2 separate regions of the Mus musculus genome follow, and region 1 is linked to region 2. A link is a loop called in an ENCODE intact Hi-C map of the cell type or tissue named here. Cell type or tissue: heart. All regions are shown on one strand.

Evidence for each region. Peaks named below come from ENCODE experiments on the same cell type or tissue, not always from the same donor. Only the 100,000 strongest peaks of a DNase experiment are listed, where the experiment ranks them.
Region 1: it touches region 2 in a loop (4-fold over the local background); 3 of 42 quality-filtered maps call a loop at or near these places.

Annotation. Positions count from the first base shown.
Region 1 is chr13:110,574,179-110,582,178 of GRCm38, forward strand. It overlaps Gm32990 (a long non-coding RNA gene), which reads left to right. Exons shown (of 5, transcript XR_873951.1): 3 at 877-993; 4 at 2,525-2,627; 5 at 3,980-4,047. Among named protein-coding and RNA genes, the nearest start is that of Gm32990, 9.5 kb to the left of the region's middle. In heart, a CTCF peak has its summit at 4,277; no DNase peak of the experiment used is centred here; H3K27ac peaks cover 366 bases.
Region 2 is chr13:110,679,886-110,687,885 of GRCm38, forward strand. It overlaps Gm33172 (a long non-coding RNA gene), which reads left to right and starts at 3,993. Exons shown (of 3, transcript XR_382906.3): 1 at 3,993-4,219; 2 at 4,900-4,994; 3 at 6,035-6,809. In heart, no CTCF peak of the experiment used is centred here; a DNase peak (open chromatin) is centred at 3,876.

The DNA.
Region 1 (8,000 bases), 110 kb before region 2:
CAGCAGGAAGCATTTAGTTGAAATCTTCCATCCTTTGTTGATAATCCTGATTAATAAGCATTCTGTAATCAAGTTCCTGCACCAGGATAATTATCTTAATATCTCAGTTTTGCTGCGGCAAGCATCATCATTTTAACTAATCTATAATACCACATATCAATTAAAAACTGGCTGGTCAAATGAGATTGCTTCTATAGTCTGTCTCTTCTTTCTAGAATTGGATTTATGTAACAGCGCATCTTGGTTATTTTGGCTAGATAGAATGTCCTGTTTTAATTGAGTCGTATTCTGTTGGAAATCAAAGGAAGGCATGCAGATAGAGAGATCATACATGCATGATTTCAGGTGATGGCAATTGCCCCCCTCTTCTGCAGGGAGGAAGCCACAAAGTCAACTATTCTTGTCAGCCCAGTATACATGTAGAAGCTGGTTAGAATTTGCCTAGTTAATTTGATTAATGCCAACTGTATACAAATCCTCCTCCTCCTCCTCCTCCTCCTCTCTCTCTCTCCCTCTCTCTCTCTCTCTCTCTCTCTCTCTCTCTCTCTCTCTCTGTGTGTGTGTGTGTGTGTGTGTAGTAACTAAGAATTATGTAAACAAGAGGTCATTCACTGTTTGTACATTTGAAAATTAACATGTGGCATGGGGAACAGCGATCTACCACTTATCTGTCGATTAGATATATCAGTTCCAAGGCCTTTACTGAGATGGACTTGCCCAGCTGTGCCCGTTTCCCAGTCAGCTGCCAACATCTGGTCCCTCCTGTTTATTTCTGTGATGCTCATTCCTTTTATTTTTTCCTGCTGCCAGGTTTTACTGCCATCCTCCTGAAGCTAAAAATCCTTCCACTGCTCAAGCCTTTCTATATTATTTCAGCAGGTTCTTGGCTCAATTTTCCAGGACGCATGATGGGACCAAACTGTACGTCACTATGTGGAAATGCACAACCATAAATTCTGCTCTCTCTGGAATGGAACAACAGATTTATTCTTGGTAATAGCTGTCATCTCTATGTTCCTCCTTATTGTTTTTGGAGTATTAAGCCAAGTGAAAGGAGCTGTGGTTGGCCTGTGGAATCCTAATGAGATGCAAATCACCATCGACTAAGCCATTGCAGCAGGAGTTTCACTATCTAAAAGAAATGATTTGTTTTCTGTCAGTCATGTTTTATCCTCCATGGATAACAAATACCTTGCTTCAGTCAAGGCTTTGCATCTGTAGATATCAAATACCTTAGCTCAGCTTCCTTCTCAATGGAAACAACTGGCTGAAAGAAACAAAACAGATCCAAAAATCAATATTCCTTCATGCAAACCTGGAGACGACAGATGTCATTTCTGACATCTAGCATGAAGTCCATTCACATGGCCTTCAGGCAATGACATGATGTGTATCATTCACTCACAGAAGAGTTGAATAAAGGTGAAGTATTTGCCTTTCTAAAGTGTTTGAAAATCTAACGTCTGTAATAAGGTCATACCTGAGAACGGTGCATGATGAATCTAGACCCTGTGGCAAATGTATTATTTTACATATTTAAACAAATGCATTCAAATGATTAAAACTTTGCATCTTTATTAATATAATTTCAGGAAAGGCGGGGGGAGGGGAAAAGGTGTGGCTGTAAGGACAGAAGAAAAGACACTGTGGCTCCTGTGTACGCGTTATTGCATTTTTAAGAACTTGAAGGTACAAAGTCTGGCCTAGGGCTTTGGATAGAATGTGCTTCTGCTTAATGTTTACTGAGGTGAATTAAGAGAGAATCAGTTACAATCACAGTTGAAAGCACAGACCCCCACGGCCACACCAGCCAGATTTAATATGAAGTCAGTCATCTGTCAGCCAAGAGATTTAGTTATTCAACCTCTACATGATCCAGTGTGCTACAGTATTCAAAGGTGACCTTCAGGAGACAGACTTCCTCTGGCATGCTGTGTATTGATTTAGATACGCGTTTGGGGTGCTTAGGTCAATGCCTTTTGGTTCCTGTTACTTTTAAACGGGGCCTAGGTTTGTTGCCCAGGGTTACCTTTAGCTCATGAGTTTAAGGGATCCATTAGCCTCAGTTTCCAGAGTTCCTGGGACTTCGAGTGGATGTCATCCCTCCCAGCATAGGCTGAACTCTTGGTGGTGATGATAGCATCTACTACTAGATTTGTTGAGAAGAAGGACAAATCTAATTTTAGCTTTTGAAGACCCAAGAAACTGAAGAAAAATAATTTCTCTCAGTTATTTGTCAATAATAGAGTTTTACTTACACATTTCCTGATTATAGAATGGGAGGTAGAAAATGTTTTCAAAGCCCTGTTAAAGTCAGGCTTGGTAGTTTTGATCCTTGAAAGGCTAAGGAAGGGGAGATAGCATTTTAAGACTAGCCTGGGCTATATTGCAAAAATACTGTTTCAAGAACAATAAAAAAAAGTAACACTTCCTTGTTCTTTATACATTAAATAGTGTTATATTTTAATTGACATAGGAAAATTGATTTTTAAAATATAATGCTATGATTTCATTACATGTATAGAGCTAGATAACTGTGATCACAGTAAGAACACAGAGTTGACACGATCGACTACTCTCCCTATACCGTATACTGCAGTCTAATCCTCCTCTGCTTTCAAATCCAGGTAAGACTGATCTGCTCCTGTCATGATAGGCTTGGGTCTTTGGAGACTGTGATATGAATGAAATCTCACACTGATTGTGCAATTCATCTTTCATGACCAGTTTATTTTACCCAACGTAATGACTTTAATACTCATCCCTGGTTTTTCTGCCACGAATAGCTTGCTCCCAAGATGGTATTTATCAGCATTGTCCACTTACCTGCTCCAGGCACATTTGAAAAGTAAGATATTAAAGATACCTGTGTGGGAATAGGTGTTTATTTCTTTTGGGTAAGTAAAAGTCCCAGGAAGAGTGGACCGCATTCCATTCCTACCAGAAATGCATAAGAGTCCTCCTTGTCCCTAGTCTCTCTGGAATTTGTTGCCCAGGACAAATATATATATACTTGAACTTCATGGTTATGTTAATTTTGCATTAATTTTCCACTAACTAATGTTGTTGAACAAATTTCAAGTTTCTATTTGCCATGATTAAAATCATTCTTTGGTAAATGTCTTTTTCAGTCCTCTAAGGGGGGAGGGGTGTTTGCATATTAATTGTTGAGTTTGGAGAAATCTTTACAGGTGGTTTGATGGATATGCAATAATAAACATTTGTTGTATATGCACAATCTTTTCTCACATTATATTTTTGTTTTTGTTTTTGGGTTGTTTATTTTTACTTTTTTTTCATTCAGTTTCACTACAAATGATTTCAGTATCAATTAAGAAACAGGGAGATATTTTCAACATCTCTAGTTATTTTCATATTTTCTCTTTTTTCTTTCATGTATCATGATTTTTGTTCTGTGTTTAAGGACTCTTCATCTATTATATTTTCTGATAACCTTGATAAATGTTAATATTTGCACATCAACTTCTTTGAATCATGAAGAGACTTGAGACAAACTAGAGATCTGGTTTCCTCTGGTTTTTGTTTTTGTTTTTGCTTTTGTTTTGTTTTGTTTTGTTTTGTTTTGTTTTGTTTTGTTGGGGGTGGGGTCTGTGTTCTCATTCACTCTTTAGGTAAAAGAATAAAAATTTCAATAGTCAAAGAAGAAAGCTAAGTTAATATGTTGATTTTAGCCACAATAATGATAGCTTAATAAAAATAAAAAAGAGTCAAAAGAGCTATTCAATTCATGGACACTTTAAAAGGGAAACAATAAAAACATGTAGTTTGTGCATAGTGTTTTCCTTAACTTCATACAGGATGTATGTTCGTTGTACCTCTGGGACTGTTTTTTGTTTGCCTTTTCTATTTCAAGCAGCGCTTTTTATCTAAAATTTCCAAAGGGATAAAGTTGTGTTGAAATTTGGATTCAATAACACAGTGATTTTCTACGTCTGATAAAGGCTTTTTCCTTTCCCAGGTCAGAAAGCAAGTTTGTTTTTAACAGTTTCACCAAGACCATCAAAATAACCTTTTACAAAAACAACTGTTGGCCAAGGTAATTGGTCAATACTTTGCTGAGAGCTGAGAAATAAAGTGAAATTGTCCACGTGTTAGGAAACTAAAATTAGACATGACAAGAAGTCCAAATATTAGTGTTTTTTCCTGTTGGGCTAAATAAAACCCCTGCTGATTCTTCAACGTTTCCGACAACATATTTGAGCTAGAGTTAAACTGAACGACGTTCCCCTCTTGCGGTGTTTAGCTTAGTTCCCAGATTCCTTTATTCTGCTATAAACTAGAAATCTGTAATTTTATTTTAGTCTCTTGGAATGTTTTCTACTGGCGTATGAGGTTAGAGCCAGCACCCACTCCCTTGTGGAATGACAGCTCTTGCATTAACCAGCTAGGTCTAAGGACAATGGAAGAGACTGTTCAGGTTCTGATGACAGAATCAAGTCCCAGCCCTGGGGAAGAAGGTGAGCTAGGCTTGATATGGTTTGTAATAATTTTAGGCAGTTGAACACGCTTTTCTAGGTAGTTTTTGTCTGTAGAAGATTTTGCAGCTTCAATTACTATTAAGTTTTCCATCGTACCATGGGACTTTCATTTTATGGTTATGGATTCCCTGATTGAAGCTAAGTCTTGGATTTGTGCAGTGTTGTTCACAAAAAGAGTACTGCAGAAAATTGCAAGCATATGGGACAAATGAAGCAGAAAAAAATTTAATAATTCCCTAGGCTTGCCATTTCCACATAGAAGCTCTAGGGAAAGTATTTGATAAGAGAAACTTGCTTTGGCAGAAATAACTTTTGTTCCAAAAGAGTCAATTTTCCAAAAAGATGTTTTTATCACATGGTGATAAAGTAGCATGCTTCCTTTCTCTGCTATAGGGGACATGTCAATGGTCATCAGACTGGAACTATAGTTATATCACCTATGGACTTTCTTGTCATTTATCTTTTCAATGATTTAATTGGATGAACGCTGGAGACATTAGTTAGATAATGACATTCTTACCTTTTCTACCTGGAATACTTTGTTCGTCTCAAGTTTAAAGATACAGAAATGTGCCCACAGGCTACTGAGAAAGAGACAGTGTCCTTGACAGAATCCCCATATCCACAGAGGATTCTGCTGTGAGTCAGCTTCATAAACTTGAACTTACAGCTTTCTAGAATGTGAATTAGAGGTTTAGCCAAATGGAAATACTGCCGTCTAGTAGCTACAATTTGGAGCAAGCTAGCTAGCTACCATAATCCTTACTGTTTTATCTTTAAAGGGCTGTTGGATAGGTTGCTTTTGGCATTTTACTTAGTAAGACAGAGAAGAGAATGTTTACAGGACTCTGTTTCTGCAGCAGCAGAAGGTATTATCATTATGTAAACTGAAACTATGCTGAATGATAAAATGGCCGAGAACACACCTTTTCTGCACGAATATCATCTATTATGGTACAATAGACATGCCTGACTTTTCTTACATTCTTCTCGGGCTTTGTCATCTGGAGGATACGTGTTCTATCCACTTCAGAGACTGATTTTTGAGCTGACATGGTCAGAGAAGGCTATATGTATCTTTCAGTGTATGATAGATTTGGGCAGAGCTGTCTCTGTGGACCCTGACCCGAAAGGAAGTCTGCATTTCTTTGGAAAGATTTTAGACTTTGGAGTTTTGGTTTTCTACTCAACACAGCAGGAAGTTTAGCAGAGTGAAAGGAGACCTCCCCTGCTGTGTTCAACCCCCAAGAACTAGGCTTGGACTAGCTCCTTTTGCTGGAGTCCCTAGCAGGAGGCTTCTAGTGGACCTCCTCTACCATCAGACACAAGGGAACGACATACAGATGGGGATGAAAGGAGACTGGTCTCCCTCATCAGGGTTCCTTTTCCATTTTAAGATTCAAGCCACTCATTTTGGGGGCATATTTCAGTATATTGATGAAAACAGCCAGCCTTAATTTCTACCGCTAAAACTTGAACTTCAATATTTCCCCTTGCAAATATAATTTAATGTTCTTCATTATTGCCCTCCAAGTTCTCATACGCACCAGGCACTGAATTCAAGATGATTAAATAATTGAAGTTGGAAATGAGGTGAAAAGATTGCTTGTGGAGAACTCTTTAAAATTCTCATCAGAGTTCACAGTTGTACAGGCTGAATAATTATGGCTTCTTTTTGTGTAGCTCTGAGGTCTGAAGACTTTTCAAGGCAGTCTCTTCCAGGGTGTGCATGATTTAAACGGGCTGTTATGATGCTCATGTTTGTGTTTCTTTTTACCTTTAACCATCGCCGACTAAGAAAAGAAATGCAAATAAACAGGAAAATAAATTTGCTTATTTCCTGTTAGCAGCAGCAGCATATAAAGTTTTGATAGAAAATAACAAGGCTTTTAATTTTATAATACTTGGGAGTCTTCTTCTATTTGTTGATGTAGTAATTTCACCTAAATCTTGGCAGAGTGCAAAGATAGCAATATCAACTGTGTATACAGAGGGTATCTTACTAATGCCAATTAGAAAAACGGGGGTGAGGGCTGGAAAAGGGCCTGATCACTCAGGGGCACTTGCTGTTCTTGCAGAAGACTGGAGGTTGGCTCCCAGCCACAATATATGGGGTAGTTCACAAGCGCCTGTAACTCCAGCCTCACGGGGTTTGTTTTCGCCTCCTGGCTTCTACAGATGGCCACATGCATGTGAGAACACACACACACACACACACACACACACACACACACACACACACACACACGGGCAGTAGAAGACAGAGACATAGAAAGACAGAGATACACACACATACACATAAATATAACATAAATATTTTTTTCAAGAAAACCAAAGATGCATTGGGGAGATTTGCTTCTGCTTTTACACAGAATTGATAAAATTATAAGCAAGTTAAGGTCCAGAGTGGTTCAATTCCGAACCATAATATTTGAGTCTCAATCTTGTCCTTTTCAGTTATTAACCACAGATAGATCAAATTCTCTAACTTCAGACTTCACTGTGAACTAACTCCCAGCTCTAAGGCAGGGAAACCATGAAAAACTATGGTAAACCAACTGGAAATTTTTTTAAAATCTAAAGGATGATAATATGAAGTATTATTATTGTAGGAACTCATTAGAAATTGATGAATCCTACTTAGAACATATCTGTGTGAAGGAAATATAATTATAATTTATCCTACTCAAAATGTAAAATCTGACATTGGGGTTTACTTCTGATTCTAAGGGTCCAAAGACCACAGATTTTATAAAAGTTACATCCCTTTCAAGTTTTGATAGCCAATGGTTGTAGGTTGTCCTAAGCTTCATTTGCCTCCAAAACTTATGATCTTTGTTGATCTTGGCCATACCCTCCCATAGAGAAGGAATGTAGCTTCCGTGGCCACCGTTCTAGGAATGATTTCTTTGACTGAAGATTGTTAGTAAGATGGGGATAGTGGGGTTGTCGTTCAGTTGCAATCTCTGCTCACATGTACAGATGCATAAGCACGTTTTCTTTTACTACATCAGATATTCAGAAATAGAGTGGCTTGATTGGAAAATAGGCATCACATAGGATCACATTGCCTGTGACTTTGCTCTTGGAATCAAGAGCACTGAGTATATCCAGAAACTGAAAAACTATTTGGAAAATCTTTTGTACTAGGATGATTAGGCCTGACCATCTGTTTTGACACTGTCAAAACCAGTTGAACTGGTCTGTGCAAAGCCCTATCTGCTTGTGGATATCTCTGCCTGGGCTTTTAACTTACAAGGACATGTCTTATGTTTTCTCCCACTGGCTGTCTACTTTTTCCATAGAAACCAATTCCGGTGACTCTTGCTCTAAATTAGGCAAATATCACTTTGCTTGCTCAGTACCTTTAAGCAGAGGAATACCATTCGGCACAATTACACAGACACACATTGCCCAGACACATCAGAGGAAATTTCTTTTTGAAAAAAATAGACATTTCCATAACACAGTACATTTATACAATGGAGTACTACTCAGCTA
Region 2 (8,000 bases):
CTGTCCTTGTTGCTCAAGCTTGGAAAATAGCCCCAAGCCTTTCATGACTCAGAAGTTTGGGGAAGGGTTTGACTGACACTGGTGGGAAAATGATGATGTGTCCTCACTCAGCAAACATGTCATGAGAGTACAGCATGAGGTACACCTGCACATATCCGGTTCACATCCTTCCCGTGTGTTTTGGTTTGGTTGGCCTCCTGAAATCAGCGTAAATCAACTCAGGATGCCCTGTGAATCTTCAGCCTCCCTAAGGCTATAGCTGAGACATGTTGCCACACCACAGCTGGCCCATCTGCTGATGTAGGCTTGTGGAAACATAACACTCCCAGTCAGGATACTAATGTTAAAGCATTAATATTAATTTATACTTTAATATTAAGTATAAAACCCTTTCATTAACATTCTGAGAAACTGGATGTATCTCAGTGGATGAAAATATGCTTTTTCAGAGAAGGGTCACTGTGATCCTCAGTATAGGATTCAGTGTGTCCTATGGCCACCAATGGAAATAAAGGACTCTCGGGTTCAGAGCTTTGGAAACCTGATCTACAGTTTTCAATCGGGGTTAGACACACTAGACCTTTGCATGAAGTTGAGGCATGACTTAGCTTTCCTTACTTTCAAAAAACTCCCTTAATTAGGTTAAAAAATGAGTAGCTGCCTTTTAAAATTATAACTGATTTGTATATATTGAATTTCTTTTTTGCCATTTTACCTTGGAAACATTATTTAATTAAATATTCCAATAATACTTCAGGACAGAATTATAATTCTGAGTCATGCAGACTAAGGCTGAGAAGAGTAAAAACTGAGTGACTGCCTCAAGCCAGTGAACCCAACTAACACCAAAACCAGGTTGGGAGCTCACATCTCCCTGGCTTATTTTCCTTTAGAATTGGCTTTTCTCTAGCAATTTCATATCTTGTCTCCAAGAAAGTAAATCACTGGTAGCCAAGTACTGAGTAGAGTATGAGTCACATTGTACCATTCAGAGTCACACATTTCCTCGGATCAATCTAAGAGTTCACCCCACTCAATCATCCCTTCGCTGGAACATGGGCTGAGCAATGACGCTCTGCCTTGACCCAGGCAATGGGATCCAGGCTCTGCTCCTGCTCTTGGGGTTCGTTGTCAAACAGCGGAAGCATAGGTGGATAATACATGAGACATCAGAGAGGTAAACATGGAAGGGGCAAAGTAATAGAGGGAGAACAGCAGCTGACCTCTGTGGAACCAGTGTGTGATCAGACAGAGGTAGGGTGAAGTCTAGTTTTCACAGGAGGACACAAAAAGATTTTGGACAAAGGGAAAAAAAAACATGCTGAGTATTGGGTGACTAATTTGAGCCATAAGAGATGAAAATACAATGATGAGAATAAATGAGAAGATCCAGGGAGTGGCATTGAAGGAGATGGAATGGCATGTGCAAAGGCATGGGGGTTAGAATGTACATACTGGTTGCTCCCCTACTGTTTTCCCTTCTGTGCGCTTACTCTCCACTGTGGTAAAATGCCCAGATCACTATGTGTTGTGACAGGAGGTCTTATGTATGAACTATGGGGATGTGGTTACCCATCTCAAATGATGCTGCATAGTTCCCCGTTGTGGGTTTATAGATATTCCTGGAAATAAAATGCTGACTGGACACTTGTCACATCACTGCCAGAGAGGACCTGCCTGCTCTTACTTGAGTTATCAGAACAGAACATTGTCTGACAGCCTCTATAAACAAATATAACCAAGTTCTCTTCAAGTGTTTAGTGAATGAAGGGATGACCTATTCAACATCTGGCATGTTTTACAGATACAGATGCATTCAGTCACTTGGTGAAGTAGGAGGCTCTTTGGATAAGGATTACACTTAAATAAAACCTGGGGTTAAACAGACGAGAGATGACAGATACAGGGCAGCAGTTCTCAACCTCCCTCATACTGTGACCCTTCAGTGCAGCTCCTCATTTTGTAGTGACACCCCCCACACAACCATAAAATTATCTTGTTGTTACTTCATAATTGTAATTGTCCTACTGTTATAAATTGTCATGTAAATATCTGTGTTTTCCAATGGTCATATGTGACCCCTGTGAAAGGATCATTTGACCCATGAAAAGGTCATGACCTACACGTGGGGATATAAATGCTATCAAGATGATGCTAGATAAAAATAGATATTAGCTAGCTATATGATAGATACATAGAAAGATGATAGATAGATAGATAGATAGATAGATAGATAGATAGATAGATAGATAGATAGATAGATTACAGGCTAGCACAGTGACACCTGTGAAATCTTCTTGTCCAAATTGAGGATCAGATAAAGATCAAAGAGAAGCTCGCTATGAGTTTTGGCCATTCTGAGCAGCAAGGCCATGACACATGGAAACACAACTCTTTTCAAGCAATGGGGCCTGATCCTTCCTGCTTACATCTTTTTCTCTGCTCTGTAGGAATACTTTCTCCAGTCTTATCTTGAAACTGGCACCTCCTCCATTTCTCGGTTTCAGCCTATGATTACCTTTAACGAGAAAAATTTTGGAATCATTGTTTTTAAAGTGAACTTCCATTCTACCCACTGCCCTTCCTGCAATGGCTTCATTGCATTGTCCTGTTGTGTCCCATGTACCACTTGTTGTATGTACATAATTTCTCTACCATGTTTTTACTTTGCTGTTGGCCGTGTATCTGTTCTAAGACTTCAGGAACGTGAAGAACTTGGGAACCATGGTCAAGAGGTTTTCATAAGTACCCACAGCACTGTCACGTACTAGCTGTACAGTAATACAGTGATGAAGTCAATAAAGCAAACGCTGCTTTGTAAAGCTGTTAAGACTCCTACATTTATAGGGAAGATATTTTCAACCTGGCTTAATAATACTCTGTGTACAACCTTAAGAAAGTTTTACCTCCAAGTCAATGAGACTACTCAGTGGGTAATGGTGTTTGACAACAAGAAAGTTCCCTATACCCTCCCTCTGCCCTGCTCCTCTACCCACCCATTCCCACTTCTTGGCCCTGGCATTCTCCTGTACTGAGGCATATAAAGTTTGCTAGACCAAGGGGCCTCTCTTCCCAGTGATGGCCGACTAGGCCATCTTCTGATACATATGCAGCTAGAGACACGAGCTCTGGGGTACTGGTTAGTTCACACTGTTGTTCCTCCTATAGGGTTGCAGACCCCTTTATCTCCTTGGGTACTTTCTCTAGCTCCTCCATTGGGGGCCCTGTGTTTCATCCAATAGCTGACTGTGAGCATCCACTTCTGTGTTTGCCAGGCCCTGGCTTAGCCTCACAAGAGACAGCTATATCAGGGTCCTTTCAGCAAAATCTTGCTGGCGTATGCAATGGTGTCAGCGTTTGGAGGCTGATTAAGCTTTCATCTGTCTCAAGTTCTTCCTCCCAAACCAGAATCCTTTTCCCCGAGATGTTTTACAGTCACTCTGTAGAAACAATTGCAAAGAAGTGGGGCTATCCACAGCCCCCCTCTTCCTGGAAGAGCTTCCTGCTTCTCAAAGGTATGCTCTGTCTGATGCTACACTGCCACCTCCAGAGTTTACATCTTGTTCTTCCTGTTGATGATGCCTGCAGGACAGAAATACACACACACACACACACACACACACACACACACATCAGCGGAAGGAAACAGGGTTTGGAAAGACCTCCGTAATTTATGGAAAACCGTGCAGTTATTATTAGCTTTTATCTTTACCATCATATGAGGCTATTCCCATGGGGCAGTTTCTATCTGAGAATATAAACACCTCGGGATGTACCATACCTTCTAGACATGCCTCCAGATTTAACAGCTTTGTTTACCGTTTCCCTAGCTGTCTATCACTAAGGCGGATCTGTATCTCCCACATCTGACCGGACGTGCATCACCTACAAGGGAAGATGATTAGCTGCAACCATTGTGTCATGAAACCCATCCCCCATACAGCTTCTTCATACAATGAGGAAGACTGGGTTGGCAGAGAGGAAATACACACTTTTTTTCTTTTGAAAGCTTACAATATAAACCTTAGTACAGTGTACACAGCCAAGCCGCTATTTCCTTTCAGTACAAGCTAAACATAGATTCAATGCACCAAAAGAATGTGGGCAGCATAATTTTATGCATCTGTAAGATTGCTTTATCTCATAAGAAGGCGTTTAAACATCCCGCAATGGCTGAAGCCTATTAAATGCAGGCGTAACTGCCATTTCCAACGAACAGGTAACAAATCTCTTACTTCTTTTGTATGGTTTGACATGTTAGCATCGGATGACTAAAAATACATTCCCTCATTTCTTATGTTTGTATTTTAGCATTATACGAATTACCATCATAACACTCTTTGTATAATAATATATTAATGTTAAATAGGGACCCTTGTCTCAAAATATTTCAGAGCTGTTTACCACCTAACAAACAAATTAGATGCCCCTCTCTGCCATGTGTTCTACCTTGCCACTTTGCAAGCCCACAACTTTCTAATCACATGTCCCCATCTGCCCTGGGATGGCCTTAAAAGCAGAGAGGGCTGGAAGTTTGCTCAAGATGCTCACAGCTAGCCACAGCATGAAGAGTCCCCAGGAGCCCAACAGAGTAAGTTAAGTTCTGACTCCTGAGTCTGATCAAGAACCTGAAACACTGAGAGGAGATTGTCGTCTTCTCTGGGCGAGTCTTAAACTAATGAGTCACACAAGTCTGTAAGTATGTTATTTCTGCTAATGTTAAAGGGAAAAGAATTGTTTAACTCTTATAAGGAAGTCACTATTGTTAAATTAGGAAGTACATCATACTCAGGCCTTTAGCCTTTGAAACTCATGTGTTCTGTGTATAGGTTCGTCTTTTCCAGAATGTTGAGACATGCTGAGTTCTGTCCAAACTCCTGTGTTGCTTTTATCCCTCAGAGCATCTCACTGTCCACTGCCAGCCAGCCCTGTTTTACCCTTTCAGCAAGGACACGCACGGGGAAATTCTAGGCCTGACAGGATTTTAGGGGAAGGTATGTGGCCTCGTCACTTTTTTTCTCTTTCTTCTTTGGGTGGCAAGTGGACGTCTCCCTCAGAGCTGAGCCACTGCGAGTAAGCAGCTGTAAGTTAATAGCTCCTCTGCTGCACTTACACATCCACCAGGACAATCAACTTATACAAACCTTGAGTTCTTTTTTCCATTAATTAAAACAATACTTACCAGTTAGCATACAAAGAAGGAAACGGATTTTATTGTGATATATTTCCATACATATATAAAGATTATTCCTTGTTATTTTTCTGAATAAGACCCTGGAGAATCTGACCCATAGATAAGGTGAGCTTCAACTGCATCCATGCGCAAACACACAAACACACACACACACACACACACACACACACACACACGCACACACGCACACACGCACACACGCACACGCACACGCATACGCACATGCACACTCCCAGAGAGGGCAGGGAGAGAGAATACATAGGATAAATCAAAGAAAACACGGGGTTTGGAAAGCCTCCTTCATGGAAAAACATACATTGTTATTACTAACTTTTATCTTTATCATCATGTGAGAATATTCCCACAGGGCAGTTTCTCTCTGATACCTGCTGCACCTGAACTTCCCCATCCTACATCCATACATGAAAGACCCAGAGAGGACCAAGTCTATCAGGTTCTACATAACACTGACTTTACCCCTACTCTCCTCATCTGTCCCTTGTTCTCTGCCCATCCCTTTGTCCTGGGACAATGTCTCTTGGGGGAGAACATTGAGGAAAATCTCCAGGAAGTATCTTACGAGTGTGGATTCATTAGAAACCTGCTACTGCTGAACACAAGGTCATTGCTAGTCTTTTCACCCTCGGTAGTTGTACTGCCTGAGAGCTTGCTTTTGGCTCATTCAGACCACTGTTCTAACGCATTGCCCACCAAATTCCCAACACTGACCCTTCTAGCATTATTTATCACATTACTCAGTTGGAATTCTTGAACCTTCATTTTCTTGCTTTCTTAAAAATTTATTCCTCTTGTTCATGGATCATTATGTTTATATTCTAGGTTAGCCACTGCTCTGTCTACTGAGGTATATGTTCTGGGACAACAGGACAGTGCCTCTATCCCCAGGGCCTGGAACAGTGCCTGGGATACAGTGACTGAACCCTTGTAAATACCAGCTGGATTTGCAACTGAGAGTTTCTCAGAGATGAGCCAATTTTACTTCAAAAGCGACATCTACTCACCCAGACCCCATTCGAAGAGAGCTGAGGAGATCAAAAATTATTTTTAAGCATTTAGAACTATAATTTATTCTATTCCAACTTCTTCTGATATTATTTGTGAACCCCATCGCTTCCTATAACGTCCAAGGTTGCATTACAATTTTGCCTTTGTCCATAATATTCTGGGCAGAATGTTTTCCATCCTGTGCTCCCAAAACACTTCATACCTCACTCTACAACAACGACCCAAGTCCTCAGGAGGAACGGCAGCAAAGCAGGCGTGACAACGGGAGCAGGAAGCTGAGAGACTGTACCTTCCACTGCAGTCACAAATCAGAGTGAGCTGCAAGTGAGGCTGGGCTATGGACTCTCTCTGCCCTCCTCCAGTCTTGTACTTCCTCCAGCAAAGCCACACTACAACCCAAACAGAAATATCAGTCAGGGACCAAGTGTTCAAATGCCTGAAGCTACTGTGGACATTTCTCATTAAAACCATTACACCTCTATATCGGATGCCCACTCTACCTGGTTAAAATTCTGCTTAACTACTCAATGCAAAAAGAAGTTATTTCTTAACTTGCAAGGGAATTCCTTAATCTTTTTGAAAATTAGTTTTCTCACCCAATAACTAAGGGAGAAAAACAAACACTTTAATATAAACAACTTTGTTTCTTTCTTTCTTCCTCTCACTCTCTCTTTCTTTCTTTCTTCCTTCCTTCCTTCTTTTTTTTAAAAGAAAATGCATATATCAAAACTTGTGAACATCTGCTTCCATAGGTTGCAAAGACAACCTAATGTTTATTTAGAATATTCTAGAGAATAAAACATCTACCTACTTTTTTGTTACAATGAGGTTTATAAATGCTCTACTTCATATAGTTGTCTTGAAAATAGGCAGTTAGTTGCAGTATTCTTGAACCAGAATGTGATTCCCTATGTTAATAATAACTCTAACTTACTACTTTGCAAATGTGGAGTCATATTTCCCTATCAGAATTGTCTTGGTTACCTGCTAAAAACACCAAGGAATCAGTCTCCAGAATTCAGGCCCACAGTGTAGGAAAAGTCTAACAATGCACTTTTTTTTTTTTTTTTTTTTTTGGTTTTTCGAGACAGGGTTTCTCTGTATAGCTCGGGCTGTCCTGGAACTCACTTTGTAGACCAGGCTGGCCTTGAACTCAGAAATCTACCTCCCTCTGCCTCACAAGTGCTGTGATTAAAGGCATGTACCACCACTGCCTGGCACAATACACATTTTTAAAATTATAACTCAGCCTTATTCTTAGGTAAACTTCAAAAAACATTTCATGACTGGGTTCATTATTTCAGGCAATGTGTGTTCTGCTCATTTTAAGTCACAGAGTAAACCTGCCTTTCGTATGTCTCCATTTTGTACAACTCATTTGAAAGATTCCTTTTGATGTCCAAGTAGTGTGCATCATAGTTATATTGTGAGAAATAAATTATCTGAATCCAGTGATCTCAAGAGAGCAAACATTCAAAACCTGTGCCTTCGGATTCCTGCACCAGATTCCAGGTATTTTATTTGTTGGTTCCCTCGGGAATGTTCAAAGCACCACAGGAAGTTAGGCAAACAGAGAAAAATGGAAACTTACAAAAGCCAGGCAAAGGACTGGAAATACAGCCAATGACACCATTTATCAAGGGCAAAGAGCTACAAATAGTTCAATTGTTTTCATGTGTATTCTGCTTCATGACAACAAAAAATTGTCAATGTGTACATTACTAGTAACTTATTAGGAAGCTGAACATATGCATAGACCATTTTCTTAGGAAAATCAGCC